2 separate regions of the Homo sapiens genome follow, and region 1 is linked to region 2. Evidence: chromatin loops called from intact Hi-C (ENCODE). Cell type or tissue: gastrocnemius medialis. All regions are shown on one strand. Links, peaks and the distances in the headings refer to the core of each region. The heading gives the core; the rest is flanking DNA. Region 1 has its middle 370 kb from the start of LINC02207. Region 2 overlaps LINC01580 (long intergenic non-protein coding RNA 1580).

Region 1 (15,943 bases), core at 2,823-10,822, 490 kb after region 2:
AAACCAAAAGAGTACGTGGGTCACGAGCCTCTTAAGAACGTTTTAATGCCAAGATCCAATGGAATCTAATTTTAAGATAACAATTTCCATGGTCAACCCTAAAATAGTATCAATAACCAATAAAATATTAACTTATCAACATGTCACATGCACGGATGCTCAAATCCAAAAGACAAATGTGTCTCAAATTTTAAGTTTCAACCCAGACTTTTGTCAAAGCACCCATTAGACAAACAGCAGGCACCATTGATAGGCACCAGAAATTCAAACATAAATCAAGGTAAAGTTCCTGTCTTCACCGCTTATTAAGGAATGATATGCAAATGAGTATCAATAGTAAAATAACCCAGAATGATAAACGTTATTGTAAAATATGTGCAACATTATAAGGGATCAGAGAGGGGTAGATTGATTAATTATTCATGTCGAGGAAGCATGAAGAATTACAGAAATGAAATGGCATTTGAGCAGACTCTTGACAGATGGGAAGGAGCTTGCCATACAAATGAGTAATAGTACAGTGATGTCGGAGTTGGGGTAAACAGTTCTACCTTCCTTGAAAAGAAATATATGGAAAGGAGAGTCCAGACGCGGGACTTGGCACATGGGCTGAGGCAAGGATGCAGTGAACCAATTCAAACATTTTGGGAAATACCCCAACAATAATAATGAGAGGTATCAGAGGAGCTCCATGCCAGGAATAAGAATGAACCTATCTGGGCCAGGCGCGGTGGTTCGCGCCTGTAATCCCAGCACTTTGGGAGGCTGAGGTGGGCGGGCCGCCTGAGGTCAGGAGTTCGCGACCAGCCTGACCAACATGGAGAAACCCCATCTCTACTAAAAATACAAAATTAGCCAGGAGTGGTGGTACATGCCTGTAATCCCAGCTACTCGGGAGGCTGAGGCAGGAGAATCGCTTGAACCCGGGAGGCGGAGGTTGCGGTGAGCTGAGATCGCGCCATTGCACTCCAGCTTGGGCAACAAGAGCGAAACTGTCTCAACAAAAAAAAAAAAAAAAAAGAATGAACCTATCTGAGTTAGAATGAACACAATGAAGGCAGGGTACTCAATTAGAGACAGAAGAATAGGGACAGAAAGACCAACTAGAATGCAATGTTACCATATTTCAGGAGGGAGGTAAGTCTCAGGGCACAACAGATAAACAAGTAGGGGGTGCTGGAAGTTGCTGAAAGAGAGAGATCAGGGAGATAAGGGGACACCCCACAAGAGAAACTGGATGCTCCCTGGCCCTTTGAAAATTGCCAAAAATAGCTCCATATTTCACAAGTATACCACGGGCCTATACACATCTTGCATAAAATAGGGACACATAATATTAATGTCAATAGAAGACTTAGATGTCACCGCATTAGACAAGGGCCCTAATCCTCAGGAGCATCAGTGCTCTGCCAGACACTGCACTGGATATTTTGCACAAGAAATGTACTCCAGGAGCTTACTGGTATTCTTGCCCACTGGCAAGGCTGGCCATCCACCTCTCGCATGGGTTGGCCCTAGGGATCCATCAAGAACAGCCTCATTTTACTGTTTCTCTCACCCAGCAGCAAAAGGAATCACTCTTTTTGTGGCAGCAGCCCTACAAATCAATTCACTTAAAACTGGCTCTGCTAGAACAAAACACAAGCCAAGGGTTCCGGGTCTCTTTTCCTCCCGATGATTTGCACAGATCAAAAACTGCTCCAAGATTTCTAAAGAGAAGAGCTCGGGCTCCCCCCGCCCAGCACCATTCTGGGCTGGAATGAGACGAGACCACCCTGGGGGACAACTGAGATGCTCCTGAAATGTCAGAGGCAGCACTGCAAGCCTCTGATCCTCCACCACCTTCTGCGCTATGGATATTGATTTCAGACACTGTTACAGAGCATAACTGAAAGTCTGGACCTTTACAGCTTGTCATTTGGGCCAGCCTTTCACAAGGGACTTTGCACCAGCAGCCTGGTGTCCGGTACCTTTGAAAGCAGAGCCAACCCTTCCGAGGCTTGTTTCTTCACTCCATGAGGTTTGATCAATGACACAGCCAGACATTTTCATTATTTTGACAAGCATACATAGAGCACTCAGACCAGGAGACAATGGAAGGCCTCCAGCCATTGGTGTGCACGAGAATTAAGAAGAATAAAAATGTCAGCATGCTCTGATGTCTTCATCTTGACACTTTTGAGGGAGCTGTTATCCTTTTGAGACAGTCTGCATTTATTGTGTTACACATTGCCATAGACTTTGGAGTGGGAAAGAGAAGATGAGCAAGGGAAGTCCATGACTTAAAGAAACTTGCAATCCAGTTTCTTTAGAAACTTGATTGAAAAAGAGATGTGGCTATAAATGCTACAGGAAAGCAAATCAAAGTGGGTGGGGCTGCATTGGTGCTGGGATAAGTGAAATTTTTAGTCGTGTCCCACCTGCCTTATTAAAAGGAGAGAACATTAGGATCAGAGAAGAGGCTGCCCATTTGATGCTGAAATGCCAATATCAAAAAAAGAGCCTTCAATCTTGAACTCATGATCAGATAGCTCACCTAGCTGGATATCCTCCCCACATTTTAAATCCAAATAGCATGGTTAGATTGATCCCAGTGTCTCAAGTTTTAGAACCCTATGTTTTGAGTAAACGATATGGATTTTTTGCAAACCACATTTTTGTGAAAAGAAGCAGAATGGGAGAATAAAGAAACCTACACATAGGAAAGCATGCCCTGAGCAGTGAGACTGCCTGATATTGAAAATGACCTTGAGGTTTCTCTCTTCAACCTCAGAGGACCACAGGAAGAAACAGCAAAACTAATGGTGGAAATAAAGTAAGATAGGTATTTAAAATGTCTACAATGCTATCTATTTTTAATGATCTCGGATGCTAGAAACCAAGGAAGGGAAGTCAGCCTTAAAAAGAACCTGTGAACCTTTGCCTGGTATCATATTTCACAAAGTTTTTAAACTTCCCTGTATCAACTTTCATGATATTATAAGGATATTAGCAGCCCCAGTGCTTGGGATTAGACAGAGATGAGGAGAAGGAATGCACAGGGGAAAGCATATAATCAAAGATCACTAAACGTAAGCTAAATTAATAAATAAATGGAGACAAAAGTCAAACTACATTTTTGCAAAAGAATCTTCACTATTTGCTTATACATCCTTTCATCCAGTCAACAAAACTGAGCTGGGTGTTTGGGATTCCAGAAGCTTCTCACCTGGTAAGGACATACTAGGAATCTCTATTGATTTAAATTGTGGGTAAATCATCTCACCTTTTTTGAAAAATTAAAAATGTGATAGTCGTCCTACTTCTATTTCTCTCTCATTCATTCAGACAGTCATTTACTTATCTTACAAAGATTTAAGCATTTAATCTATACCAGGCATTTTACTAGGCTTAGAGGATACCAAAATTAATAGAATACAGCATCTACCCTTTAAAAGAGCCAGTCAAGAATTTCCAGTAATGCCAGTTAAAGGTGATTGATATGGCTTGGCTGTGTCCCCACCCAAATCACAACTTGAATTGTATCTCCCAGAATTGCCACATATTATGGGAGGGACCTAAGGGGAGGTAACTGAATCAAGGGGGCCGGTCTTTCCCATGCTATTCTCATGGTAGTGAGTAAATCTCACAAGATCTGATGGGTTTATCAGGGGTTTCCGCTTTTGCTTCTTCCTTATTTTTCTCTTGCCACTGCCATGTAAGAAGTGCCTTTCACCCCCTGCCATGAGTCTGAGGCCTCCCCAACCATGTGGACCTGTAAGTCCAATTAAACTTCTTTTTCTTCCCAGTCTCCGATATGTCTTTATCAGCAGCATGAAAATGGACTAATACAGTGATCAATATAATAACGTTTACATAAACAAAATGCTAAAGCAGGTACAAGCAGCAGTGAGGAAGGATTTTTTGAGAGAAGAAAAAAAAAGAGTAGCATTCGATCCGAGTCACCAAATATGTGAAGAAGTTTCCCAGGCAAAGAGAACAGAGGAAGGGCATGCCCCAGGGAGAGCAAGACATACACTGCAGATGGAAAAGAGGGCATGGCATGTCCAGCAGGCAGCAAGGAGTAAGTTGTGTGTCATTGAGAGCTTACCACAAAGGTGGGCACCAACAGGAAGATCTTGGCAGCTCTCCCAAGGTGCTTAGACTTGATTCATTTCAACGACGGGGCTGCTATCAGACACCTTCACCCCTATTCTATCTGGTGAAGCCCAGGAAATTTAAGTAACTTGCCCAAGAACAAGTCTGTCAACAGTCAAATGGCTACCTGATTTTACTTACAGAAAGAAAAGCTGCCATCCTCCAAGTTGGGCTGAATTTTGAGTAGATTGAAATGTTGAGCTTATGGGGACACACAAGGCATCACTATAATGCCCTATCCTAAGATTTGCCTGTCATTCTTCCATGCATTTATTCAGTAGCTTTACATCAGTCTCTGCTTGATGTCAGCCACCATGTTAGGCCCTTGAAGTACAATTGTCATGGAAATAGACATATAAGAGCTTGCTGGTAAAGTTGAGAGGAGGCCAGGCAATACAATAAGTGCATGGCATCAGAGAATCCCCACAGCAGTGCCTCTTGACCTGGCCTAGGGGAGAGGTCCACTCGTTAGAAGTAAAGTGCCCTGGAGAGTCGCCTTCTGTGCCTCACTCAGTAAGCCCACTTGGATGTGGGCCAGACGAACCTAACAGCCAACATCCCGCCAACCAGAACTGCCATGTGGAGTGTCTGCATTCTCCCCCAGATGTGTGTTCCTGCCTGAATGTGCACTGATAGGAAGCAATGCCAGTCCTTCCGCATGTGACAAAGCTAATTCCAGTCACCACTTTCTCTCAGTCTAGAGCAATCTTTGAATCTTGTCCATAAAACTAATTGAAAAGGAAAGCAAATGCATTTCACTGAAAGGAAATCACAATGCTGTGGCTGATTCCATCATTTTTGTCAGTAGATGGGAAATTCAAGTGCAACTCCTATATATAATTACCCATCATGTCTTGAATACAAAATTATAGCTTCCACAAGTTAGACACATTTCACACACAAACACTGCCATGGTATAAAAAGACAGTTAGGCAATAAATTCCATAAATGGAGTGGATGAGCAGAGTTTTTTTTTAACCACTAATATATTTTATACATTACGATGATATGCATTCTGCAAATTTGTGATGTCCTTTAGGATAGGATTTCTATATTAGATTTCTTTTCCAATGATCACAAAATCTCTCCCACCTTCACTTATCCCCCCCAAAAGCTTCCCAGAGAGGCGGCAAGAGCACCAGATTAGAAGTCAGGAAATGTGCATTATTTCTTAGATTCTATCACAAATTACTTTTTGTTGGCAAGTTATGTAATCCCTGCTTAACGTTCTCATCTACAAAACGTGAACAGTGGCACCTACTCCACTGAACTCCCAACCTGCTGGGAAAAGCCCTGGATTTGGAGTTAAGAGGCTGAAGTTTGAGTTGGACTTTGCCACTGACTGGCAAATGACTTTGGGTAAATCACATAAACTCCCAGAGACCAAGGTAATTCACCAGTAAAGCGAGCCTAATTCCACCTGCCTCACAAATTTGTGCTGAGAGTTAAATAAAGTAAGCCAGAGTGTTTTATAAACCACAAGCACTTACAGTAGCATAAGGTATTATTAATTAGGATCAAATAAGATCTTATAACTGTAGTGTTTTGAGAAGCACATAGCACATGTGTCATTGAATTTCTTTTTCTTTTCTTTTTTTTTTTTTTTTTTTGAGACGGAGTTTTACTCTGTCGCCAGGCTAGAGTCCAGTGGTGCAAACTTGGCTCACTGCAACCTCTGGTGCACCTTGGGAGGCTCTGGTTCAAGCGATTCTCCCACCTCAGCCTCCCGAGTAGCTGGGAATACAGGTGCACACCACCACGCCCAGCTAATTTTTGGATTTTCAGTAGAGACAGGGTTTCACCATGTTGGCCAGGATGGTCTCGATCTCTTGACCTCGTAATATGCCCACCTCAGCCTCCCAAAGTGCTGGGATTACAAACATGAGCCACGGTACCCAGCCGTCATTGAATTTCTTATGCAGCCAACCATGCTGCGTGTATCTTCTACAATCAACCTTTAATGTCTCACACATTTTAGGGCTACCTCTTTTTATCATCACTGGGGAAAGACCAGAGGATCCTACACAGCAGGCTGCCTGAGCAGCTCAAGTTGCCTTGCACTGAGCGTGTCATAGGAAGCCTGGATGACACCAAGACTCAGCGACTGAGGAGACCTGGCCCGGCGCTACTCCTGTGTTGGGAAAGGTGGCATGGAAAAACGAGGAACTCCTTTCTGCTCGAGGAGTGATAAGGCGTGACAGCAAAAGAGGTTTTGTGTAATCTTCCCTTGCTACAGCCAAGCAAGTTCAGGGCCCAGGCCAAGACTTGTTCAACGAGAACCAGGTAGAACCTTTCAAGGCTAATGACACATGAGATTGACTTCAGACACAGTTTGATGAAGTTTCATTTCCTAAACCCAAGTTCATTCACCTCACTGCCCCACTTCGATCTGTCAGATATTCTAGAAGCACTCAGCTTTCTCCAAACTGACCCATGGATCCATAGCACAGTAGGCCATAAGGAGAACATACTGTCCAAACCTCTTCAAATGGCCCCAGCATGCCAGATGCCTTGACCAGGAGCGGTGGAAATAGCACTGGCATGTTCCACCTTTGGCCTTGATTTGTAGCAATGCACAGGTGGCGTCCACAGCACCCAGTGCCAACCCAGAGCACGAGGACACGGGCATCAATTTCACAGCCTGAGTTCCCTAAGGTAACTTTTATAACTCTGCTATAGTAGTTACTTTTCTAAAGGTCAAGATTTACATGTTTATTTTGACTAATGCTACTTGGAATAATCCAGATTGAGGAAAAAAGAAAAAAGAAAGAAAGAAATTGACAGAAACAGTTTAATCTTGTTTGCAAGTGAAATCTACAGCTCATTTTGGGAAATATCCTGTGAGAATTCTTCTTGATGTCATTGAGAGGGGGAAGAAAGAATGACTTTCAGTTCAGCATGGGACACCCAGGGGGCGGAAAACGCCAGTCCCACACAAGAACATCTGGTTGGCGAACACAAAGGAACATAACACCTGCGAACTCCTCATGTGTTTACTCTGTAACTAGTTGTCCATTATCCACACAAAATATGTTTTGGGGCTGGAAACCGGTTTGTTCCTGCCAAGAAAGTCTGGAGTGATAACGCAGCCTGTTTACCTTGGAATTCTCCCCATCCTAGCTAGCATGGGTGGACCCTGCTGAGCCAAGACAGCTTTGGAACATGTTTCTGCCTCATGCCTGTTTGCTGAGACTTCTATAAGTTTGGAGCTGGCAACTGGGACAGGGTGTTGGAGGATGAGTGTGTGGAGAATAACTGTTGGGCTTCAGGAGAGGGTTATGATATTATTTATTCCTCAGTGATGATTTCCTGGCAGGACTTTTCATGTCTTAGCCTCTGGAAGGAGTTGCATGTATCAAAAACAACACCAAAACAAACCATTTTAACACCCACACTTACAGGAAACTCTACCCCAGGGGTTGAGAGTTCTTCTAAAGGAAGAAGAAGGCCTGCCATGTGCAACTCTGCCCTTGGCAGTGTGGTTGTCAGCCCCCAGCACAATTTATTGGTCCTTCTTTGAAGCGCTCTTGGCCTCTAGAATGAAGCATCCCCCGAAGAGACCTAGCAGAAAGCAACCCTTGGCCGAAGAGTTCCCGCCATAATTCAGTCCCTCTCATTGTCAGGTGGGACGGCCAAACACAGCATCACTCCCTGTCACCACCTTGAGTCAAAATTTTAGCAGGAGACTAATGGGAACAGTGAATGCCATTGGCTTGGGGACAAATTGAAGCTTACAATGAAGAAGTGAGAAGAGGTATGTGGAAAAATAGCAGAACTCATATTTATTTGAGTCCTAGCTTTAAGCCAGTCTCAATGATTAGCACTTTGCATACTCTTTCTCGTATAATTTTCATAATAACTCTATTCTCCTACTAATTTTGTAGGCTAAAAAAGGAGGAACTCTCCCAGGGTCAAGTTATTTCGCCAAATAGAAAGGCTGGGGTTTCCACCCACATCTCTCTGGCTTTTTTCTGCTACATCACACAGTCTGCAAAATGAAGGTTGACAAGAACTGATATTCCTTTGCCTCCAAATATATCCAAAAAGTCCCATTGTAGTGCTGAGTTGCTTGTCTGTTTGTTTCAGATGGCTTAGCCAGGTCTCTATTCCTCTTTATCTCACCCTGAGAACAGGAAGAAAGTTAAAAGATCATGGGGATTGTGTTGAACTAGGAGTAAGAAGGGCTATGTCCCAGGCTTGCTTCTCTCACACTGCACTCAGGTCCTCAGTTCACACTTGTTTCACATGAGAGTGCTGGAATATGTGCTGTGATAGATGTTGGCTCTATTGTTTAAAGATGTTCGATGCATCTCTAGAAAATAACAGAAACAGGCCAATGATCATAGAAGAAATGAAGTAGAGTGAGGTGAGTTACACAAAGATGAGGTAGGCTGAGCACATGGGTGCAGGTGGAAGATGGGAAAGATGGAAGGATCAAAAGTTACACTAAATATACTTGAGGCACTCAAAATTCACTGGGACTTAAATTGCCCACTCATGGGGAACACCCATTTTGGTTCTGCCTATCCTCTGGCTAAAACAGGGGTCCTCAACTCCTGGGCTCCTGCCTGTTAGGAACTGGGCTCCACAGCAGAAGGTGAGCAGTGAGCAAGCAAGCATTAACCCCCTGAGCCCCGTCTCCTGTTAGATCAGCCGCAGCATTAGATTCTCATAGGAGCACAAATCCTCCTGTGAACTGCGCACGCGAGGAATCTAGGTTGCGTGTGCCTTATGAGAATCTAATGCCTGATGATTTGTCACTGTCTCCCATCACCTCCAGAGGAACTATCTATTTGCAGGAAAACAAGTTCAGGGCATTGATTCTACATTATGAGGAGTTGTATAATTATTTCATTATATATTAAAATGTAATAATAGAAATAAAGTATACAATAAATGTAATGCACTGAATCCTACCCCACCCTTGATTCATGGAAAAATTGTCTTCCATGAAACTGGTCCCTGGTGCCAAAAAGGTTGAGGATCATTGGCCTGAAACACAGATAAAAGCCAGCCGGCTCACTGGCAAGCTGCGGCTGGGACCAAGCACACCTGTCTCCATGGCTCACAAAAACAAATGCGTGTGTCTGCCTCAGGTACCTTCCATCTGTTGGCCCCCTTGTTATTAAATCTTGTCCTCTTCATAACCCCAGTGTCAGAGTGTGAGAGTGAGAGACAGACACAGAGAAAGGGGGTGGGGGGCTATACATATCGTCTAACACAGCAGTGGTCCTCAACCTTTTTGGCAGCACGGACTGGTTTCGTGGAAGACAATTTGACAATTTTTCCAAGGACTGGGGTGGCAGGGTGATAGTTTCAGGATGATCCAAGCGCATTACATTTATTGTGCATTTTATTTCTATTATTATTGTATTGTAATATATAATGAAATAATTATACAACTCACCATAATATAGAATCAGTGGGAGCCCTGAGCTTGTGTTCTTGCAACTAGACAGTCCAATCCAAGGGTGATGGGAGAGGGTGAAGATCATCAGGCATTAGATTCTCATAAGGAGCACACAGCCTAGATCCCTCACACGTGCAGTTCACAATTATCATAGGTTCCTGCTCCTATGAGAACCTAATGCCACCATTGATCTGACAGGAGGTGGAGCTCAGGGGTCATGTGAGCTCTGGGGACTGGCTGTAAATACAGATGAAGCTTTGCTTGCTCGTCCGCCCACCACTCACCTCCTGCTGTGTGGCCCAGTTCCAAACAGGCCACGGACTGGTACCAGTACCAGTCTATGGCTGGGGGGTTGGGGACCCCTGTAATACAAGACTGGAGTCTGGCCCTTTCAACCCTGCCTGTACCCTACCCCAGGTGTGTTAGTCTTCATCTCTTTCCCCTTACTTCTGTGTGTTTTAAACTAGTTTATTAAGCTGTCTGATGAGAACATCTTAATTTGGTATTTGAGGCTTTCTGTTCCCTACCTTCTGGGATGGTTTTTTTTGGTGATGCACTTGAAGGGCCCCACTGCATCCAGGTGATTTCCCACTTCACAGGGGACCTCCGAGACTCTGCCTCCCTTTAGCATTCTGTGGCTCTTGATCCTCAAAAGAGAGCAAATCCTGGTGGAATAATTCAATGGCAAAGAAAACCAAGTAAACCAGAGAAGATGAACATGATTTTTTTTAAAAGACAATGCTTATGAATTACTTCATGTCATTGGAATTTGTATTCGTTTCTTTAAAGCCCTCTCAGTGTACTTCGGACTTAGCCTGTCAGTTGGCGCTTTCACCGTCTCAAAGCCCTCTCACCCTGTGGCACCTACGTGAGCATCACACTCACCTTGTAAGGGTCTCAGAACAGACACAATTATTCCTGTTTCACAAGTGAATAAACTGCGCTCAAGCAAGTAGCATGAATTGCCTGAGGGTAGATTACTACTAAAAGATGAGTTCAGACCTAGAATACTCAACAAAGATTCTTTCCATTATACCATGTATACACTGAAATGTATTTAGAGTCCTATCCACATGCAGCAGGAATTGAAAGACAGGGAAGATAAAGCTAGGGAGGGAGGGACAGACAGAGAGAGAGAAATAAGACGGGTGGTCATGGATGATATGTATTTTACGTATGTGGTATATATACTACCATTTGTTGAAGGCCTATTTTGTGTCCAGTAATGCTATATGTGTTTTATCCACAGCATCTCTCTTTCTCAAAGTGCTAAGAGATCATATCACTCTCACTTCATCACTGATGAAAGGGAGACTCAGAGATGCTCCTTCAGTAACATGCTTGATGACGAGGAGAAAATGCAGATTTCCAGTGTAAGTCCGCTGACCCAAAGACCCGCTTTCTAAGATGCAATGATCATAATGATCACTACCAATTAAGAATCCATAAACTTGGCCGGGTGTGGTGGCTCATGCCTGTAATCCCAGCACTTTGGGAGGCTGAGGCCGGTGGATCACTAGGTCAGGAGATCGAGACCATCCTGGCTAACACGGTGAAACCCCCTCTCTACTAAAAATACAAAAAATTAGCCGGGCGTGGTGGTGGGCGCCTGTAGTCCCAGCTACTCGGGAGGCTGAGGCAGGAGAATGGCGTGAACCCAGGACGCGGAGCTTGCAGTGCGCCGAGATGGCGCCACTGCACTCCAGCCTGGGGGACAGAGAGAGACTCCGTCTCAAAAAAAAAAAAAAGAATCCATAAACTTTTTGAGTATGTTCTGTGTACTGGGTAGGGTTAAGCATTGCACATACACCATCTTAGTTCTTCTCATCATGGTCCTCAGAAAGTCCCTGCAACAAAGTGTCTCTTCTGTAAAAGAATGAAAAGTTGATGTGTTAAAGTGTAAATGGAAGGGTTTAGACACTTACAAATACGCAATGGAGAGCCATCAAAATACCTGTCAAGACAGAGACGATCTTTAACCTTTGACCTTGCCTTTTGACTCCTCCCAATACCTAATGTTAAATGACGAGTCAATGGGTGCAGCACACCAACATGGCGCATGTATACATATGTAACTAACCTGCACGTTGTGCACATGTACCCTAAAACTTAAAGTAAAATTAAAAAAAAAAAAAAAGAGGAGAGTATAAACCCAGTGATCACGACTTGTCATGGCAGAATAAACTGGGGAAGGGCGGAATTGGCGATTGAAAGAACCAAAGCTAACGTATGGGCTTTATTCGGATTCTGATTCTAACAAACCATGTATGAAAAGACATTGAATATGGACTGGGTGGTAGATGACATTAATAAATTCTTGGGTTTTTATTTTGTACAGTATGATTAAGTTACTGTGAATATTTAAGATGTTCTTATTTTTTAGTGATATATATGTACATGAAAAACTATCAATGAAATTCATAATTGTTTAGATTTGCTCTAAAATATTTTAGCAAAAAAAGATGAAGAATATACGATAATGAATGTTAATACTGTCAATAGTTGTTAATTCCAGTTGATGGATATATAGTGTCCACTGTAATATTCACTCTGGACTATTCTACCTTTACATGTTTGACATTCTCAAAATAAAAAGGAAAACTTTACATTGGTGACTGAATGAGGTTAGAGAAGGGAGCCAGGAAGGAAACCCTGGGGGTACCTAGAAAGACAGGGAAAATAATAAAAATAAGAAATGAACTACCTGAGTGAAGGGCTTAGTCTGGTAAAGTAGGGAATTGGGAAGGGTATACTTAGGGTTTCAGACTATGACTCCAGGGATTCACTTAAGCAGTAGTATTGACAAAAAATCAAGATGGCCACTTAGAACCCACCTCAGAATGAGTCAAGAAGAAAAGACTAATTGACCATTCAGTGTGCAAGTCACTGGGTATGTACCATTTCATTCATCCCCACCAACACCCCAAGAGGTGCATATAATTGTGCCCAAATGACAGATGAGAACACTGAGGCTCAGAGAGTTAAAGACCTTTGCCTAAGGTTCCACAGGCCCTGAGTCACAAAGGGGATGTGTGGAGAGGGGACAGGAGAAGCCTGTTGGGCAGGGGCTTTGGATCCAATGGAACTTCTGTGAAAGCCACAACCAGTTTGTTTTCACATTAATCTTCATTTGAAGATAAGGTTCTTGTAGCTTAAATAGATAACAAACATCAAAGGGTTAAAGGACTGAAGCTGAATGGATTAGCTTGAAAGACTTAACCCAAAGGTTACTGCAAACAAAAAGGAGAATCACAAATGAGAGGGCCCATAGGTGATTTTTATATTTTCTAAACCTGTGTCAATCTCAACCTCACCGCAAATACTGGTAAGATTTCACCAGCAACCGCATGCCATTTCTACCCAGAAAGTCCCTAACACTGTAGCAGCTTGCTTATGAACTTGAAATTGCCCGGCGGCAGGAGGAACAGGGATGAGAAGAAGGGAAGTGGGGAAAGAAAAAATAAATTAACTGGGCAAGGCCACACCTTGGGGTGTGGGCTTTGAAGAGGATGCAACCCAAAATGCAGCTGCACTGGAACGAGGGCCTCCAACTGGGGAGTCTTCAAGTCATGTGCAAAATGGCCTTTTAATGGATGGAGGAGGGTGTTTCTCTGCTTTCCCCCTTCCACTAGGGAAGTCGAGTCATACAGAGTCCTCGAGCCAGATGCAGAGTTCTGCACTGAAGTTCCTTGCATACATTTTCCGTGAATGTGATTAGCATCCCATCTGCCACAACTGTGGAACTCCCAGAAACTGTGCAATATAAAAAAATAATAATAAAAATAAGGTTGGGTTCCTGTTTTGGTGGAATCTTTTGCTCACTGTGTGGCCCTGAGCCAGTCAGGTGACCTGCTTGTGTACTGATAAGTCAAACCAGCTGGAAAATTGAGTAAGAAGCAAGGACTTCACTAGAAAACAGATGCTACAGCTGAGCTGAACTTTTTTTTCTTTTCAGCAAATAAACTGGGGGCCAACAGGAGAAGGGAGTGGTGAGTTGCTTTGAATATTTAAGATCAGCTCCAAGCTGAGAAACAGAGAGTGTTTATTAGACCCTCCTTCCATCACAGATTTTCTGTGGTCAGCCTGGCTGCCCCCTCCAGGGACAGCAAGCATAGCTCGTGGCCCCATTAAGGTCCAGAGATCCTCTGCAAGCACAATTGGACCACACTTGCCCTCCCTTTAAACAACTTAGCCCTTGAAGTGAAGGTCCCTCCGGGGTCAAATTTGTTAAAATAGCACCTCATTGCGGCTTTACTGGCTCCCTATTGTAAATTGCAAGCCCCTTTCCCGATGTTTATTTTTCACCAGAGCCTTCATTGCTGCCTATCATTTAATGTCATTTAATGTGTACGATTGTTTATGTTCTGTCTCGCCGGTAGAATGGAAGCTCCTCAAGGGAAGGGACTTTTGTCCATTTCATTCACAACTATATCACTAGTGCCAGGAACAGTCTCAATAACTAGTTTGTTTTCTCTGGACTTGAGAGCTGGGAAGAGTGAGTGTCAGAGTCAAGGTATACAGAAAAGCCACCTGTATGGTTAATAAATAATTGGTCCAGCCAGTCTTTAAGTAAGAGAATGCATTCCATCAAGTGCTCTCAGATTACAGCATGCCCCTGACGTCATAGCAACAGACCTACCGAAGGCCACGTGGCTCACACCTGGGATGCTGGGACCAGACTGGACTTTTCCACTTTATTCCCGCCTCCAGGCTCACTACCCTCCAATCCACCTCCACCCTGGTACCAGCAGGCTCTTTCTAAAATACCAACCTGAATCCATGGGTCCCCGACTGCTGCTCATCCCTTGAAAGAGAACTCCAGGCTCCCAGAAGACTTATCCTGGTCTGTCTCTACCCACATTTTTGTCTTGCTCCTGCCCTACCTCCGTAACACCCTCCACGCCAGACATACTCTCTTCCTATTGCACTTTGCCGGACGTATTGTGCTCTCCCTGTCTTCAAACATTGTCTCTGCTCTGCCCTGCCTAAAACTCCTCTCTCAGCTTCCAACACCTACTGGTTTATACCACTGAGCTCCACCACCAACTCCTTTCCAAATTCTTCCCTGTTTATTGTTGCCCTTCCCCCGGACGTTCCCCTGCATCTTGGGCAAACATGACAATACTGGGCGGCACTGTATTATAATTGCTTAGATGTTTCTCTCCCCTGGTAAATGGGTAGGGTCTTGAGGACAGGAATAGTCTTATTTACGCCTGTGCTTAGTCCAGGGCCAGACCTACATATAGAGTCTCCGCAACTGTCGAATTAATGAAAAATCAACTTGTTTTCCTTTCTCAGTTTTACTAGTTCCCTGATTTTCTTCACCTTCCCGCATCATTCTAATATATAGAATGGGTAATGAAAAGCTGCTCTAATACTGAAAAATAGTTCTCCATCAGTCTGAGGCTCCATGCAATGTGATATTCTGTGATTCTCTAACTCCCAAACAGAAAGTTATGGTTAGGAAGGCTGAATTTCTTTAGCTTAAAGGACTAAATCAAGCAGGTCTTTAGGTTTGCCATAGCATGTCACTGGAAAGCATTAATGTATGGGGGGAAGGGGGTAGGGTGTGGTGAAAGAGAGAAGAAAGTAGACCCTTAGTACAGCAGCCCAAGGAAAATCAAGGACCTGTAGAGGAGGGTGGATCCCATTCACCCCCACAACCCTCCACCCCAGCATCATGTCTTCTTAAAGTTCTCAAGGGCTTTAGGGGTTCCTGGTGGTCTCCAAAGTTTCCCCCAACAGCTCCCAAGATGGCAGAAGCCCCCTCCTTGGGAGCAGGAATTGCATGCTTATACTCCACCTGCAGAGGGAGGCCCCTCACCGAGAACCGGGCCCTATGGGTGCCCTTAGAGAAGGAGCTAATACTGAACCAGGATTGCACGGATCTTACAAGTATCTACTTCTCATGCCTCCAAGTGTACACATTGCAACACATTTTTAAAGGCTGGCCCTTGTTTCAAGATATATAGTTGCCAAGTGGAATTCATTTTCCAAAATTAATTTTGTTCAAGGCCGGAGGCAAGAGCTATCTAGAAACAAATGGATGAAATTTACTTTTCAAATGAAATGCACTGAAAAAAGATTTGCTTTTTCTCCAGCCTTTGGGACTTACGCTCAGGGAAGAATTAACAAAAGTAACACAGGCATTATTATTCAAAGCCCATCTCTTTCCTGCGGAATTCACCTTTGATGGGAGATCCGGCAAGTTCCTAACTGCAGGGGGGCTAACAGTGGCAGTGTGTGGATTCAGAAGAGCATTCAAAGACTTGGGATGGGGCCTTTGTCTCCCCATTCCCCCCAACACGCCCCTGTGCCTTGCTTTTGCTGTCTGTTCCTCAGCCTAATGCCATTCAAATTACTAAAACATTGTCCTTTCCCACCTCTGTGAATGTG
Region 2 (15,943 bases), core at 3,614-11,613:
TTAAGAAAGAAAGGCTGAGGTTAGCAATATGTTGCTGGACGTACAAAACTATTCATAATCATCTGCAATCGAGACGGATCAGTTTTCAACTTAGAAAAACAGAAATCAGTGGGTGTAGCTGCTGTGTTTTGGGCTTCCTCACTGGCCTTCTGAAAGTGATTTGGTAAATATTGTGTTGGCTGTATTCCAAAAATAATTAAAAGCAACATATTTATTGTTTGAGATTTGAAAATCTAAAACACAAAGATTATTACCTTATAGTAGTAATTCAAATGCTTCCAGAGAAGGGGCAACACCACTCTTTTGGCCTGAATTCTCTTTTGAGGGTCCTGAGTTCTTCACCAGCTAACACACAAGGTGAGCCAGTGTCCTGAGGCAGCTTTAATAGGAGAGCCTAATCAGGGTGCCCCTCTGTGCTGACTGCAGGGGCTGTAGTGCTCCCTGAGGGAGCCACCAGGATCTCTATATGGCCTTTTTTCAGCCAGCTTCTTTCTCTGCAGCTCTGACAGGGGCCTGTATGAGTGGTTTTGGAAGATCATGATGTCACGCAGGGTGCTTTAGGTCAGGATCTGAGAACCAACTATGTTTGAAAATTCAGGACATGGCCAGGCATGGTGGCTCATGCCTGTAATCCCAGCACTTTGGGAGGCCAAGGTGGGCAGATCACCTGCGGTCGGGAGTTCGAGACCAGCCTGATCAACATGGAGAAACCCCGTCTCTACTAAAAATACAAAATTAGACGGGTGTGGTGGTGCATACCTGTAATCCCAGCTACTCAGGAGGCTAAGGCAGGAGAATAACTTGAAAACGGAAGGCGGAGGTTGCAGTGAGCCGAGATCATGCCATTGCACTCCAGCCTGGGCAATAAGAGCAAAATTCTGTCTCAAAAAAAAAAAAAGAAAAGAAAAGAAAAAGAAAATTCAGGACAAAAGAAGTCTCTGATTCAAGTGTCAAGATCTGTGCATAGGACTCAAGTCATGAGTGCAACTTCAGTCGGGAGGGCTCATGTTAGGACAGTAAATAAAGATACAGGTGCACAGACTGGTGCAGCCATGGGCGAGAAGGCAGAAGAAGTCAAAAGATAGTCACTTCTATCCTTGAGCTAAAAGGGCCAGATGTTCTTTAAATGTCTCACCAAGCCCACGTATAACAGGACTCCAAGCTCCTTGACATCACTTGCATCACCATCAGTGTCATCAGCATCACAACAAATATGTTCTTTCAGCACTTACTATGCATTTGTCATTATCAATAGCTATGCATAACCCTTATCCTCACAAATCTGCAAAGCAAATACTAATGTCCATCTCCACATTTTAGGGATGAGACATTGAAGCCCAGAAAGGTTAAGTAAATTGTTCCAGGTCACATAGCCAGTTAGTGGTAGAGAGGGTGCCCATGGCACCATCACCAATGTTCCTGGTCCTCAGTACTTGATAATGTGCTCATGCATCGATTCTTGGACCACACTTGTAGCATCTGGGCTTAGCAAGGGGGAGATGTGTGAACTAGGAGGAGTGGCCATACAGACCAGTGTTTAGAGATCTGGCCAGGGTGTTGCACCATAGAACAGCTCTGTCCAGCTCTGGGAAGTGGTTTTTAAATAAACCTCTTCAAAGCAGTAAATTATCTTCCATCTCTTAAGCAGATGGATGATAAACAAAGTCAGTTAAGTAATGTCCATACATGTATTAACCTAGCAGTTGAAACATGTGTGGAGATCTTTAATCTGTCAATGAGATTGAGTGGGAATGCTGTAAGCTAAGGCTTACATCAGGACAACTTTAGCTGCAATGAGTACAACTTTCCTGCATCAGGACAACTTTCACTGTTGTCTGTTTGCTGGCATTGTCTACCTGGCATTGACTCAATAATAACGCAGAAGATGACATCTTGATCAAGACCAATTAACACATTCCTTGCAGCTGTTTATTGCTATCTGCAGTGAAGACAGCATCTGAGGAAGCAGCTGGCAGCCATTGCCTTTTCCAAGCAAAAAGCAGCTCTTTCAGCACAGAAATCAGGTTGGCCTTAAGCCAACAAGGGTGATAGTGCTTTCAAGAACAGAGGATAATCAAGGGTTTTTTTTTTTTCTTTAACCCTAATATGACTGAATTCTGATCAGAGTGTTTGAATAGAAGAAATTGGCCAAAAACTAAAATGTCGTTGGTCTCCACGTACCTAGGGCTGGTGAATGGGCACAGGGAGTGACTTTTGTAGAACCAAAACCAAAAGAGAGCTTTTAGAATTGGAAGAATGAATTGCAACACTGATGGCTACTAGCTATTGAAGACCTTCAATGTATAAAATACTGTGCCATCCATGCTGTGTGTTTTCCCTTTCATTCTTTCTAACAGTCCTACCAAGTAGTGACTATTGGTTTTCTTTTGAACATGTTAGGAAATTAAGGCTCAGAACAGACAATTTGTTCAAGATTACACAGCTGGCCAGAAATGGAGTTGGAGTCACAGTGAGTCTCCCTGAAGTGAAAGCTGGTACTAGCCACCACTTTTTTTTATTTTTAATTTTATAATTTTTTTTTTTTTTTTTTTGGAGACAGAGTCTCCCCATGTCGCCCAGGCTGATCTTGAACTACTGGGCTCAAGCAATCCTCCCACCTCAGCCTCCCAAAGTGCTGCGACTACAGGCGTAAGCCACCACATCTGGCCTTGTGACCACTTTAAACAAAGTTAAGACCCTGTATGTTTTTCTATAATTAACCAAAATGACCAGTAACTTCCTAAGGAGAAGAGGATAAGTAAATTAGTTTTGGGATGAAGAGAGAGAGGTTTTGAGAAGGTGTTGTTAAGTTTGTGATAAAGTAACACAAAAGCACTCAAAATAGCTCACATAAAAACCGGGGAGAAATTGGTGCTAGTTTATAGTACTGAAGGACAGGATGCAACTCTGTTTTTCAAAAGGGGCTGCACTTACATGTAGAAGCCAGCAGCAGCTTTCTTCATCCTTCTTCTCTTTTTACCTGGTTTCATCCATGCTTGCCCCATCTTTACTCCCTTTCCAGACCACTTTTTCCTCCTGACTGACCAACCTCTCCACAGTGCACCAGTTCTCAGTTCAAACGACCAGTCCAGACTAATGAAAATGACAGCTTCGCAATTAGAATCTTCCAGAAGGAACTTCTATTGGCTCCCTTTGAGTTAGAAGCCTATTAAATCCTGCTGCTCCTCCCCAGCTTCATCTGGCACCTGCATTCACCTGCATTCACCAACCTGGTGGCCAAGGTCCTGCCTTCTGAGATGGAATGCACTAGACAGCAGCCATCGTTTGCCTCTGTGGAGCCTTTCCTATGATTTCAAGCTAGTCTATTGGCTTATCTGAGCTGACATTCGTAATGGTTACAGCTCTTACCAGCTCGACCATTTACCGACTCTAACTGTATGGATCACTTACCTACACTGAGTCACAGCTTGCTTCTCTAAAAGGAGCCAATCATCATAATGACCTTATAGTATTGTTGAGAAGGCTCAGTGAAATCCAACCTTCCAGGTGTGGTGGCTCATGCCTGTCATGCCAGCACCTTGGGTGGCTGAGGGAGGGACGATCACTTGAGGCCAGCATCTGGGTAACATAGGGAGACTCTATCTCAAGAAAGATGAAAGAAAAGAAAAGAAAAGAAAAGAAAAGAGGAAGGAAGGAAGGAAGGAAGGAAGAAAGGAAGGATGAAAGAAAGAAAGAAAAGAAAGAAAGAAAGAAAGAAAGGAAGGAAGAAAAAGAAAGAAAGAAAGAGAAAAGAAAGAAAGAAAGAAAGAAAGAAAGAAAGAAAGAAAGAAAGAAAGAAAGAAAGGGGGGAAGGAAGGAAGGGAGGAAGGAAGGCAAGGAAGGAAAGAAGGCAAAGAAGGAAGAGAAAAGAAGAAAAGAAAAGAAAAGAAAAATTCAGTCTTAACATAGTGTTCACCAAGTGCTGGCAATTATTATCTCAAATGTTAGCGGAGTAAACTACTGTGAAGGTGAACGAGGCATGAGATATTATATCTTTTTAATAGATAAAGACACTGAGGTTCAGGGAGTTTCAGTGATTGCCTATTTTTTGCATAATTTGTAAGTGAACTACAATTAGATCCCAGAGGACTTCCCATATACTATGTCTTTTCATGCAAGAAACTGCAGCCGAGAAAAATGGCCTCTATAGAGAAAATGGCAAATATTGAGTGGGGATGGGAGTAGGGTAGGATGGGTCTCCAGTGAACTCCTGCCCCTGACTCTGACTATCCCAAGATTCTTCCCAAGGGGAAGACTTTTACATGCCTCCTCTTCTGCCATCCTCCCACTTTGGATGTTACTATAGGCCTTAGGCCACAGGCTGTATGTGACAAATCTGAAAGAGTATGTTTTCCACATACAAGCCAGTCAATTTTTGTGCTTCATCTTTTTCAAATAAAGGTCTCAAACATAAGGAAATTAGGGAATGATGATTTTTAAATGTTCAAACATTCTTCCAAGGGATTTTTGAAAATTTAATGAAAACAATCAATCCAAATGAAGTACTCCTTTGGTGGGGGAGTCATCCTGTCTCCTCTCCATGACTCTCCCATCCGTGCAATAATGTTTTTTGTGTGTGACCCACATACTGTGAAAGAGGGCAGGAGGAAGCAGTAGGTTGAAGGAAAACAGGAAAATGTGTTGAGGTTATCAGTCAAGTAGACACTCTTTTCTCCCCACCCCTCCAGAGTTTATCACCAATCCAACAGGTTAGTCAACTGTATTTTCTTTTTATGTAAAAGGCTATATAATTTACCAGCCCTGGGAGTTAGAAGGATAAAGCTCTATAGTATCATAGCTAAATATGTGGCTATAAGGCATTCAGAGTTCTAAACACTAGACAGTGGTAAAATAAAAGAAGTTGGGGCATTTGAGGGTCTGGGGTGACTTCTCTCTTGGGTTGAAAAAATAATTCAAATGTGAATGTTCCAAGGGCAATGCAAAGCCAGGCTCAAAGCTTTTAGTGCCAATAGGTCCTAATTTGTGGGTGGGAGAGAGCAGCAGGCAGCCCCTAGCCTGGGCAATGATCTCCTAGTCAGGCAGTGCCAACAGATAAAGACACTGTAAAGTGTCTTGTAAAGTAATTCCAATAAGAGGTGGCCAGGACTAACTAAGGGGATTCGATGGTACTGGAGCCATAAAGGAGGGAGTCTGTAGGACAATGAGAGATATTGAGAGAGGGAAGAACATTAGGGACAAAGAGTAATGTATGCATAAAGAAGAATGATGAGCCACAAGGCTTAATACACTTAGAAAAGTATATACTTTTATACCCTGAAAATTCAGTGTTCTACTGTACTGAGTCTCATCCTGGTATGGTGATCTTGATGCTGTTGGTAGATGTTCTCGTTCTCCTGGGAACACGGTGGGACAAAGCTTGTTTGCTTCTTTGAAGCTACGTACAGCCATGTGATTTGACTTGGCTAATAAAAGGACTAAAGTGATGTGCATCACGTATGAACTAAACTTTTAAGACCCACATTTTCTTCCTACTGCTGTGGGAATAGTGAAAGTGCATGTTGTAATGAAGTGCACATGATAGAGGGACCATGGTGAGTGAGCCAAGCTCCTCTGACAATCTTCATCGGACGTCATGATAGTTAATTTTATGTGTCAGCTTGACTGGGCTAAGGGATGCCCACATAGCTGGTAAAACATTATTACTGGGTGTATCTGTGAGTGTGTTTCCAGGAGAGACTGGCATTTGAATCAATAGGATGAGTAAAGAAGATTGCCTTCCCCAATGTGAGCACCATCCAATCCATTCATGGCCAGAATAGAACAAAAAGATAAAGAAAGGGTGAATTTGCGCTCTCCCCTTGGGTCTTCTATCTTCTCCTGTACTTGGACATCAGAGCTTCTTTGAACATCAGGACTCAAACCATTCTCCCTACTGTCCCTGTTCTCAGACCTTTGGCCACAGAATGAGAATTATACCATTGATTTCCCTGGTTTTTGGACCCTTGGAATAGGACTTAATTATACTACTAGCTTTTCTGGCTGTATTAGGCCACCCTTGCATTGCCATAAAGAAATACCTGAGGCTCAGTAGTTTACAAAGAAAAGAGGTTTAATTGGCTTATGGCTCTATAGGCTGTACAGGAAGCATAGCTTCAGCATCAGCTTCTGGGGAGGCCTCAGGAAGCTTACAATCATGGCAGAAAGTGAAGTGGGTGCAAGCACTTCACAAGGTGAAGCAGGAGCAAGCAAGAGAGAGAGGAATGTGCCACATACTCTTAAATAACCAGATCTCATTAGAACTCACTCACTATCATGAAGGCAGCACCAAGAGGATGGTGCTAAATCATTCATGAGAAATCTACCCCCATGACCCGAACACCTCCCACCAAGCCCCACCTCCAACATCGGGGATTACAATTCAACATGAGATTTGAGTGGGGACAAGTATCCAAACTATTTCACTGACTCTCTAGCTTGCAGATGGCATATTTTAAGACTTCTCAGCTTCCATAACCACGTGAGCCTATTCTCATAATAAATCTCTTATATCTTTCTATGTATGTATGCATCTATGAATCTATGTATCTATATATGTATGTACATATTTATCTAATCTATCATCTATCTATCCTATTTTTCTCTGTTTCTCTGGAGAACCCTGACTAAAATAAATACCTAGAATAATTCAGAATTAAATTTTGTTGTATAATTCACTGAGATTTGGGGGTGGTATGATTTTTCAGCATACCTTAGTCCATTCCAACTGATACTCTTGCAACTGCTAATGTGTTTGGGAGTATCTGAAAAACTCTTTTACATTTTCAAAGCTATACCTGATTAGTGGCAAACTCCAAGGACTCAGCAGCAGATTGATAAAGGAGGCAAAGAGATGTTCTATCTTGACAATTACATCTTTATTCCTGGATTAAAGACCCTCTTACTCACCCTATTTACCACCTCTTGCCTTCATCTCTAGGCAAATTGGACTGGGACTTTAGGCTGGCTTTCTTCCATAAAGCTCTTTCAAGATGGTCTCCTCCGGGAAGAGTCTCCACAACGAAAGCTGGAAAAGGTTTCCTTAACTCCAGACAGATGAGCTCAGAGAACCACAAGAGGGCAGGTGTTCCCTAAATCAGATCTGATGGCTGCCTGGTTCAGACATTGGACTTTAAATTTAAATACTAGTTCAAGACTAACCCTTATTTTCAGTAAAGACAACATAGATGAGCACCGGGTTTGGAATAAGAAAATAACAGTTCTAATGCAGAGATGAGTCTTTGATAAGACTGGATGAACTCAAGGATTTGAAACAGTTTTCTGGGGATCCTTAGAGGCGCCAAGGAAATAACTGAGAAGGCAAGGGGAAGCCCGAACAGAGAGAGTGCAGGTCTGCATCTCAGCTTCCCAGTGCTTCTCGGCTTTATTGTCAACTATTGTGCTTCTCAGGAAGATATTGGTTAAGAGAGGTTTATTTAGCTCTAATCATTTATGACTTAATTATTTTACCCTTACAAGTGAAAAGCTTGTATCTGACCCTGAGCCACCATTTTTTCACCCATTTTTTTGAGGGGGAGGAGACAGAAACATGGCTTTTTAAAATCAGAATCTATCTGGGTTTGAATCTCAATTTTACTTTGGTTAAATGACTTTGGGTAAATTAAGACCCACTAAATCTCAACATGCTAGAAAATCTAATCACCCCATAACTAAAACTCTGCCAAAATATCTATTGCTTGTAATTGTGGAAAGGGATTTCCAAAGGGGTTCTATGTATATTAAAAATTAATATCCCATTACATATATTTATGCAAATGTATATATAATGGGATATTAATTTATAATATATATAGAACTCATTTGGAAATCACTTATATATAAAATATATAATATATATTATAATAGGATATATTTTATATTATATAATATATATGGGAATATATATGGGATAATGGGATATATATTATATATTATAAAAAATATATATTATAATGGGATACATTATATATTATAAAATATAATATATAATGGGATATTAATACATATAATGGGATATTAGAGATAGATGTTTTAGTAAGGAAAACAACTGAGACTTTGAAATGGGCTCAGAACAAAAAGTGAGTGACTATCCTGTCTAGCTCATCCATCTCTTGTTCATAGAAATGCAAATCAATTGTGACTGGTGGAATGCAACCAATTATTGCCTCATGGATAGACCATCAATTTGTAAATTCATTTCAGATTCCTAATTTCCTACATATGCCTCTGCTTTTTATACCAATTATAACATTTACCCGTTCTCTTATTAATTAATAAGCTAATAAAGTCTTTGATACCTGTTCATTTTATATCTATATAAAATTCACAATTATACCATGTCTTAAAAATTATCTTAATAGTTTCAAAGACATCTTACTCTTCTAGCTTTGACCAGAAAAATGAGGAAATGAAGAGAGAGAGAAAGTACATTATATTTTTATAAGGTTTTTGACTCCAAAGAGACATCCCAAATTGCCATTTTCATGTTTCCAACTCTAACGAGTATATAAACCCTGGGAAAATCTCAAGTTATATCTTTTGGTTTATAATGAAGATGCCTAAGGCTCAGGAAAGAAAGAGATTACAATAGTTAAAATCTGGGGGGGGAAATCATGAATTTAAAAATGTTTTTCCTCTGTGTGTCTTTAAAACATAAACATAGAAGATTTATTTTGTAAATCAAGTGTTTGTTCCTTCTGACCGCCCAGGCTCTGGATCATTTTCCTATAGGATTCCACAGGCCATCGTTTTATGGATGTATTCATGGACACATCTGGATGTGCAGAGCAGGATGGTCCAGTACGTCCTCCTTAGACAGGGCAGACAGCCAGCCTTGCCGTAGATCTTTCCATTATCCATGGTGTCCCTCTTGCTCAATGATGTGCAGCTGAAGGAATTGTTTGGGAGAAATGAGACCCAGGGGAGAGCAAAGGAACTCAACATTGTAAATTAAGAGAGACACTCATGGCCTTTCCAACCAGAGGAAAATAAACAGGGTTACAATGAGAACACAAAAAATCTGTCTGGAAAATCCAGTATACGCCCAGAAATCTAGTTTTCTTCCAAAGATTGATAGATGAAGATTTAATAATTCCCCAATATAGTAACTGACACATTAAAATAGAATTTCATAGAATTAAATTTTTTTCTTAAGTCTCATAGGAGAAAGAAATTTAAAAACCATCACATACCTATAAATGGAACATGATAAATGCATATGGAAAAAAGAGCAAATAACTGGGGTAAAACATTTTTTAGAGAAATAAATTGTAAGAAAAAAAAAAAACTTTTGACTTAAAAATTTTCTTCACTGTTAGACCAGAGAAATGACAGTTGTATTCTAAGTAGTGGTATTAGTAATAGGAGTTCTATATCATTATTTCTTTTAGTTTTGTGTTTCTCCTGTTAAGTCTAGGATCTTATACTATCTCTAAAGCAGTTAGGTCACTAACAACCTATGAAAACACATGTAGTATTCCTGGGGACATTCTTTCCAGAAGGCTGAAATTCCTTACATAGAAAGAATCTTTCACAACCATTGGTTAAGGTAAAAATACAAAACTAAAATAAAACTCCCATATTTGAAGAAAAACAATGAGATTCTCTACTTATTCAATAGTAAAGATTAATTTGTTGTTCAGGCCTTAAAATATGCAGGGCACACAGGCACTGAGAGGATACCCAGTTGCTATGGATGACATTGCTATCCAATGTAAGAGAGTGACCTGACAGTCTAGATACATTTCTGGAGGGCAACTAACAACACTTACGACAACCCTTAAAGATTTACATAGCTTTTTCCTTGGCAATTTTCACTTAATGCAATGTGTCCTAGGGAAAAAAAGCATAGACGAACCTAAGGATTTAGCAGTGGGATTGTTTAACACAGTTTAGATTAAAATTGAAACTAATAAAGAACAGCCCTACAGGATTAATGTGCACATTATCATACATCTGTCTGATGATCTTGAAACATCCATCAGAAGTAATGTTGTGGAAAAATTTTAATGATATGAAAGCAAAAGAAAAAGTCACAGGTTCACGATGTATTTTAAATGGAATAAAGCAGATGTAGTGCGAGTGTGTGCGTGTGTGCACAATGCATGTGGACACACACACATTTATGTTTATTTATTTATATTTACTTGTATGTGGATAAACACACCAAAATATTTACTATATTGAATTCTGAGAAACATAAATGAAGATTTTTTTAATTGTTTTATTTTGATTATTTCATTTTGAAAAATTTGTAAAATAAATATTAATTGTAGCAATAAAAAATAGCTTATTTCCATATTGTCATTTATTTTTAAGGTAGAGGGACTGGAAGGAATCTTTATAAATACCTATAACTGTGCCTAGTATTTATATACATAAATGAATTTAAACTTTATCTGAAGCATATAAATAGGTGTTCTTATTTTATTTTAATATATGATCTAATGGTGACTAAGAGACACTCAATGGCTTGCTTAAGGATACTACAAGTAAGTGTTAGAGCTGACATTTGATCCCTGGTCTGTCTCCAAAAACCTTTACTTTCTATTTAAACCTTAATCCTTTAAATGTCTTGGATCAATCAAACTAACAGCGAAATTATAAGTAAGCAAACTCAAATCTGTAAATATATTGATTTAAAAATTATTAACAGGTGTGATTAAAGTATGGTATGGATGTTAAAATATACCTAATAGACATGTTTAAAGGATTAGGGAAAATGAAAATATTTAGAAACTCAATACCTCACCCTGAACCCCTATGAAACCCCTATAGACTCCTGGCATATATACCCACCAAGTGACAACAACTGCATTATACCATTCTTACCAGGAATGTCATTATATTCATGTCTGCAGTGTACTACCATTTGTAAAAATTGCTTTAACTATTGGTCCTTTTATACTTACTGCACTCTGCAGTTGACACTGGCTAAAGAAAAACACAAATGAAAAGTGCTTTACTGGTGACATTTCCAATCCTTGATTATCATCCTCGAGCAGACCAGTAGTGATGCCTGGGGCTCAGTCATTACCCTATCCATTTCTCTCCCATTCTGTCGTAAATATACCAGACCTTCTTCCCTTTTTTCAAACCCCAACACCTCTCCCTACTTTTCACTCTCAGCTAATGACTCTACCTCCTATTTCCCTGAGGGTGGAGAAAAACCATGAGGAAAACTTCTCTACTTCTCTGTCTACCACACTTGCCCATTTGTGCTCTCAGCCCTGACTCAGCTTTTCTTCCTGTTACCATGGATGGAAATTTTGATGCTCCTAGCTAAAGCCAAATTATCACAGAAATAAGGATACTTCTTTCACATTTCTCCTCTCTACTATTAGCTAAGACACTTACCCTTATTTCCTCTATTAAAAAAAATCAGAACACAAAAACACTTGGCCCCACTTCTCCCTTCAACAACTGTGCCATTCTTCTGCTCCCTCTCTACAACAAAACGTAAAAATTTGTCTCTACTTGCTGTTTCTAATTTCCTCAGCTCATTTTCTCTTGAACTCATTCCAATCAGCACTTTCCCTCAATACTCTACTGAAGATGCTCTTGTCAAGGTCACAGCTATATGAGTTGGTTCAATCCTAGTCCTCATCGTACCTAGCAATCAGCACCTTTGACAGAGCCCATCATTCTCTGTATCTTGAAGGTCTTTCTTCCACCCACCACTCTCTCCTGGATTTTCTTCTGTCTCACACTGGCTTCCTTTCAGTCACCTTCTCTTTCTCTATTTGTCTTGTTAAACTTTGATCTGTAGAATATCCTGAGATGCTATTTTTGGCCTCATTTTCTTCTATCTACAGTAATTCCCTGGGTGAGCTCATCCACGTTACGGCTTCAAATTTTGTCTATATTCTTATTACCTCCAAGCTTGTAATCCTTAAAGAGGTCCTCTCCCTAATTTGAACTCTCTACTGGACATATTTACTAAGTTGTCTAACAGGCACTCCAAGTTTAGCGTGTCCAGGGATGGAACTCTATCACTTGAACCCCTGTCCTGCTCCTCCCGAAATATTTCCTAGGTCATGGATGCCATCTCCAGTCTCCTAGCTGGGACACCCCTCCTTCTTGCACTTCTCTCATGCAAATACTGTTTGCTCAACCTACAAAACATTTCTCCACAAATCAGCCATATCCCATCCCATCCATAGCAACCACCCTGATTCAGGTCATCAGCATCACTTAACTGGAATCATTTCACTAATCTGTAGCAGGTCATATGGATTCTGCCCTTTCTACAGTTCATCTTCATCTTAAATTCAAGAGTGATTGATAAAATACTTCTGCTCAAAATTCTTTCCATTATTTCCCAATGCTATCCTCTCCCTACCTCCCTAATCTCGTCTCTGTCCCTAGCTCACTCCACCCTGGCCACCCGGGCTTTCTTCCTATTCCTGGAAGGTGTCAGGCTTACCCTGATCTCTGGGGCTTGCCTTTGGGATCAGGAATACTCTATTTCTGGAATATCTCCTCCCAGATTCTATGGGGCTTGCTCCCTCCCCTCCACCAGGTCTTTGCTCAAGTACCACTCCCTTATTTTGAAGTGAAATACTTTCCCATTCCAGCATGCTCTTTCCTCATTATTATGCTTCATTTTTTTCTTTAGTGGTTGTAAGACCTAACACCCTATAGTTTACTTACTTTCTATCATCTGTCTCCATTTGCTAGAATGAACATCAGGGAGGGTAGGAACTTCTCTGTTTTGTTCATTACCTTAGCTCCCTTGGCTGCATTGAACATTACCTGGAAAGTATACACTCAATAAATATTTGTTAAATGAATAAACAGGTACATGGAAAATAAAAATATGTGCATCTATACATGCAATTGATTAAAATTGTATAAAGATACTCTAAAAGATAGCAGAGATTAGAATAGGACCCTAGGATTAGAGTGAAAGGTGTATAAACAAGATTTATTACTACATATGCATATATATTTTTTAAGAGACAGGGTCTTGCTTTGTCACCCAGGCTGGAGTGCAGTGGCCACTGCAGCCCACATCACAGCCCAATGAAACCTAGAACTCCTGGGATCAAGAGGTTCTCCTGCCTCAGCCTCCCAGGTAGCTGGGACTATGGGCACACACCACCATGTGCCACTAATTGCATACTTTTTACTGTTTGATGCTTGAGTCCTGTAAATATATTACCAATTTAAAAAAGCTATCAAAGTAAGAAAAGAGGTCTACTTGTCAGTCTCCTGATGCAGCAAGATCGCCAGAGTTTTGCTAGATTGGATATGGGCCTCACATGTTTACATTTCTTTACCCGAATGCTTATTGTTTTCTACTTCACCTTCGTCATATTTTCTATGAAACCTTTAGCCACTCCTTGTTGTATTTTCTCTGCTACTCTGATTGCACAATCTCAGTACCCAAATCACAAACTATTTCTGCAAAGACATCATTAGGGCCTTTGTCGGTTAACAGTCAGTTGAGATTACTTTTCTATTTCCACTTATGAAGATTGCTACTGCAGATGAACCAAAAGCCCATCGCAGCCGTTCCAGTGGATTTAGCTGGGACATTTATTTCCACAAAACACCAGATGGTTTAGAAAATTCAAATAATTCAGCGAAGATCCTATTTGGATGACTAACAGGTGAAAAGGAAACCAACATTTATTCGATCCCTACTATGTACCTGGAGCTGACCCAAGAACTTTTCTATGAGCCACTTTACATCACCAAGATGTCATTGCTTTTAGCCTCAGGAATGACCCTATCTAAACAAGTCCTACAGATTCTTCCTAACTTAGTTTCACTGCTACCTCCTTTGAGAGGTCTTCCCTGATGCCTCCATTTTATTTAGTTTTTCTTCCTATAAGAGCAACCTATATTTAATTCTTAATTGCACTCTTCATGTGATTTTTCTTTTGCATTTTTTCACTCTACGTGTCTTGGAGGCAAGGATTCCCATGTGTTACTTCGTGCTTTCTCTCTGGTGCCTGTCATGGTGATTTTCCCATAACAGATGGCCAGTGAAACCTTTTTGAATCAATAAGTAAATTAATTGATAAATTATTTACTATTTTCCATCTTTTTATTTTTTAAAAAAGAATTACCCAGAACTGCCTTGTAGTGGGTAATTTTGCCTTGCAACGGGTCAGCAAAACATAGTATTTCTTTAAAAATTGAAACAAATACTAAAGAAATACTAAAACAGATGCTAAAGTAAATAAAAAACATTTCCCTGTCTGCAAGGTGCCTGGCATGGATGTCAAAATGAATTCATAGCAGAACACGGTGCTTAAAAATAAAGAATCCCAGTGTAAAATAAAACATTTTCTTGACTAAGTTTTCGGTTTCATGATTAAAATACCTTTCACATCTGAGAGAGGAGATAAGCCAAAATATAAATGTCAAGATAAAATTGCTTATGAAAATGTAGTAGAGTTTAGCTTACAACATCCTTAGGAGAACAAAAGTGTCTCCCTGACCAGTACCCAGCAATAGAATTAAGTTATGGCCATTATCTAATGGAAAAGCTTAAAATGTGTCTGACAAGTAGGATCTCTCAATGAGATGGGGCAGAGGAGTTCAAAAACCTCAGAAGGAACCTCATCATAACGAGAGTGTATTCAAAAAACAACAAAAAGGCCAGGTGCAGTGGCTCATGCCTGTAATCCCAGCACTTTGGGAGGCTGAGGTGGGTGGATGGTTTGAGGCCGGGAGTTCAAGACCAGCCTGGGCATCATGGCAAAATCTGATCTCTACAAAAAATACAAAAATTAGCCGGGCATGGTGGCACATGCCTATAGTCCCACTACTCCAGAGGCTGAGGTGGGAGGGTCACTTGAGCCTGTGAGGTCAAGCCTGCAGTGAGCTGTGATCATGCCACTACATTCCAGCCTAGTCAACAGAGCGAGACCCAAAAACCAACAAAAATATGTGACACACAGGAATATTTCAGCCCCTTTCTCTGTCTCTTTGTGTGTGTGTATCTTTCTCTCTCTTTCTCTCTCTCTCTCTCTCACACACACACACACACACACACACTCATACACTCATGCCATTTTCTTGTGGCTGCCACATATTATGCAATGATCTTAGTAGTCTAGCTGACCCCAGGTGACAATTAACAGGAGATGAAAGAGAAGGAGGAAAAGGAAGAAATGGAAAAGTGGAATGAGGAGGACACACACACACACACCACACACGACATGCATGTGCACACATACACGGTCTCATTTGTTTTTCCAACAATATTCCTGGGTTGAAAGAAAGGATGAGGATTGCTATGATCATTGCAAGGATATAAAAATTGAAGTAGGAAAAAGCTAAAACAATACACACAAGGTCAACACCTTGGACAAGGAAACTTCTGAAGCCTGGGCTATAGATTTCATCAGGATAAGAATGTTCAACGTTACATTTTCGCTGAAAAGGATTCCCACTATTTTCCACATGCAGTTGCACTGACCGTTTTAAATGAAATAATTGTATATATGCAAAGGTCCTGTATAGCTTTTCTAAAATTTGACAATACTACTAAAAACTTACTTGAAAATCCAATAATAGGGCTTTGGTTTTTACCCAAAGGAGTGGAAAACTTATGTCCCTACTAAAATCTGCATGTTTATAGTAACTTGACTCATAATCGCCATAACTCTTGGAAGCAACCAATATATTCTTCAATAGGTGAATGGATAAATAAACTGTGATACACCCAGGCAGTGGAATATTATTCAGTACTAAAAAACAAATAAGCTATTGAGCCATGAGAAGACATGGAAGACACTGAAATCCATATTACAAGTAAAAGAAGCCCATCTGAAAGGGCTACATACTATATGATTCCAGCTACATGATCTTCTGATAAAGGAAAAGCTATGGAGACTGTAGAAAGATCAGTGGTTGCCAAAGGTCAGGGGGAAGTTAGAGATGAATGGGGAGGCACCAAGAATTTTTAAGGGCAGTGAAATTATTCTGTATG

What was found. A loop is a pair of places that touch in the nucleus more often than their neighbours do. Peaks named below come from ENCODE experiments on the same cell type or tissue, not always from the same donor. Only the 100,000 strongest peaks of a DNase experiment are listed, where the experiment ranks them.
Region 1: it touches region 2 in a loop (2.8-fold over the local background); 2 of 110 quality-filtered maps call a loop at or near these places.

What each region holds. Positions count from the first base shown.
Region 1 is chr15:93,477,360-93,493,302 of GRCh38, reverse strand. No RefSeq gene overlaps it. Among named protein-coding and RNA genes, the nearest start is that of LINC02207, 370 kb to the left of the region's middle. RefSeq lists an enhancer at 15,549-15,943. In gastrocnemius medialis, for the core only: a CTCF peak has its summit at 7,054; DNase peaks (open chromatin) are centred at 6,292, 6,692, 7,072 and 7,746; H3K27ac peaks cover 5,367 bases.
Region 2 is chr15:93,966,401-93,982,343 of GRCh38, reverse strand. All of the region lies in intron 2 of LINC01580 (long intergenic non-protein coding RNA 1580), which reads right to left. It overlaps LINC01581 (long intergenic non-protein coding RNA 1581), which reads left to right. Exons shown (of 9, transcript NR_120320.1): 5 at 6,938-7,348. Among named protein-coding and RNA genes, the nearest start is that of LINC01580, 74 kb to the right of the region's middle. RefSeq lists an enhancer at 1-999. In gastrocnemius medialis, for the core only: a CTCF peak has its summit at 7,073 (motif pointing right); a DNase peak (open chromatin) is centred at 8,833.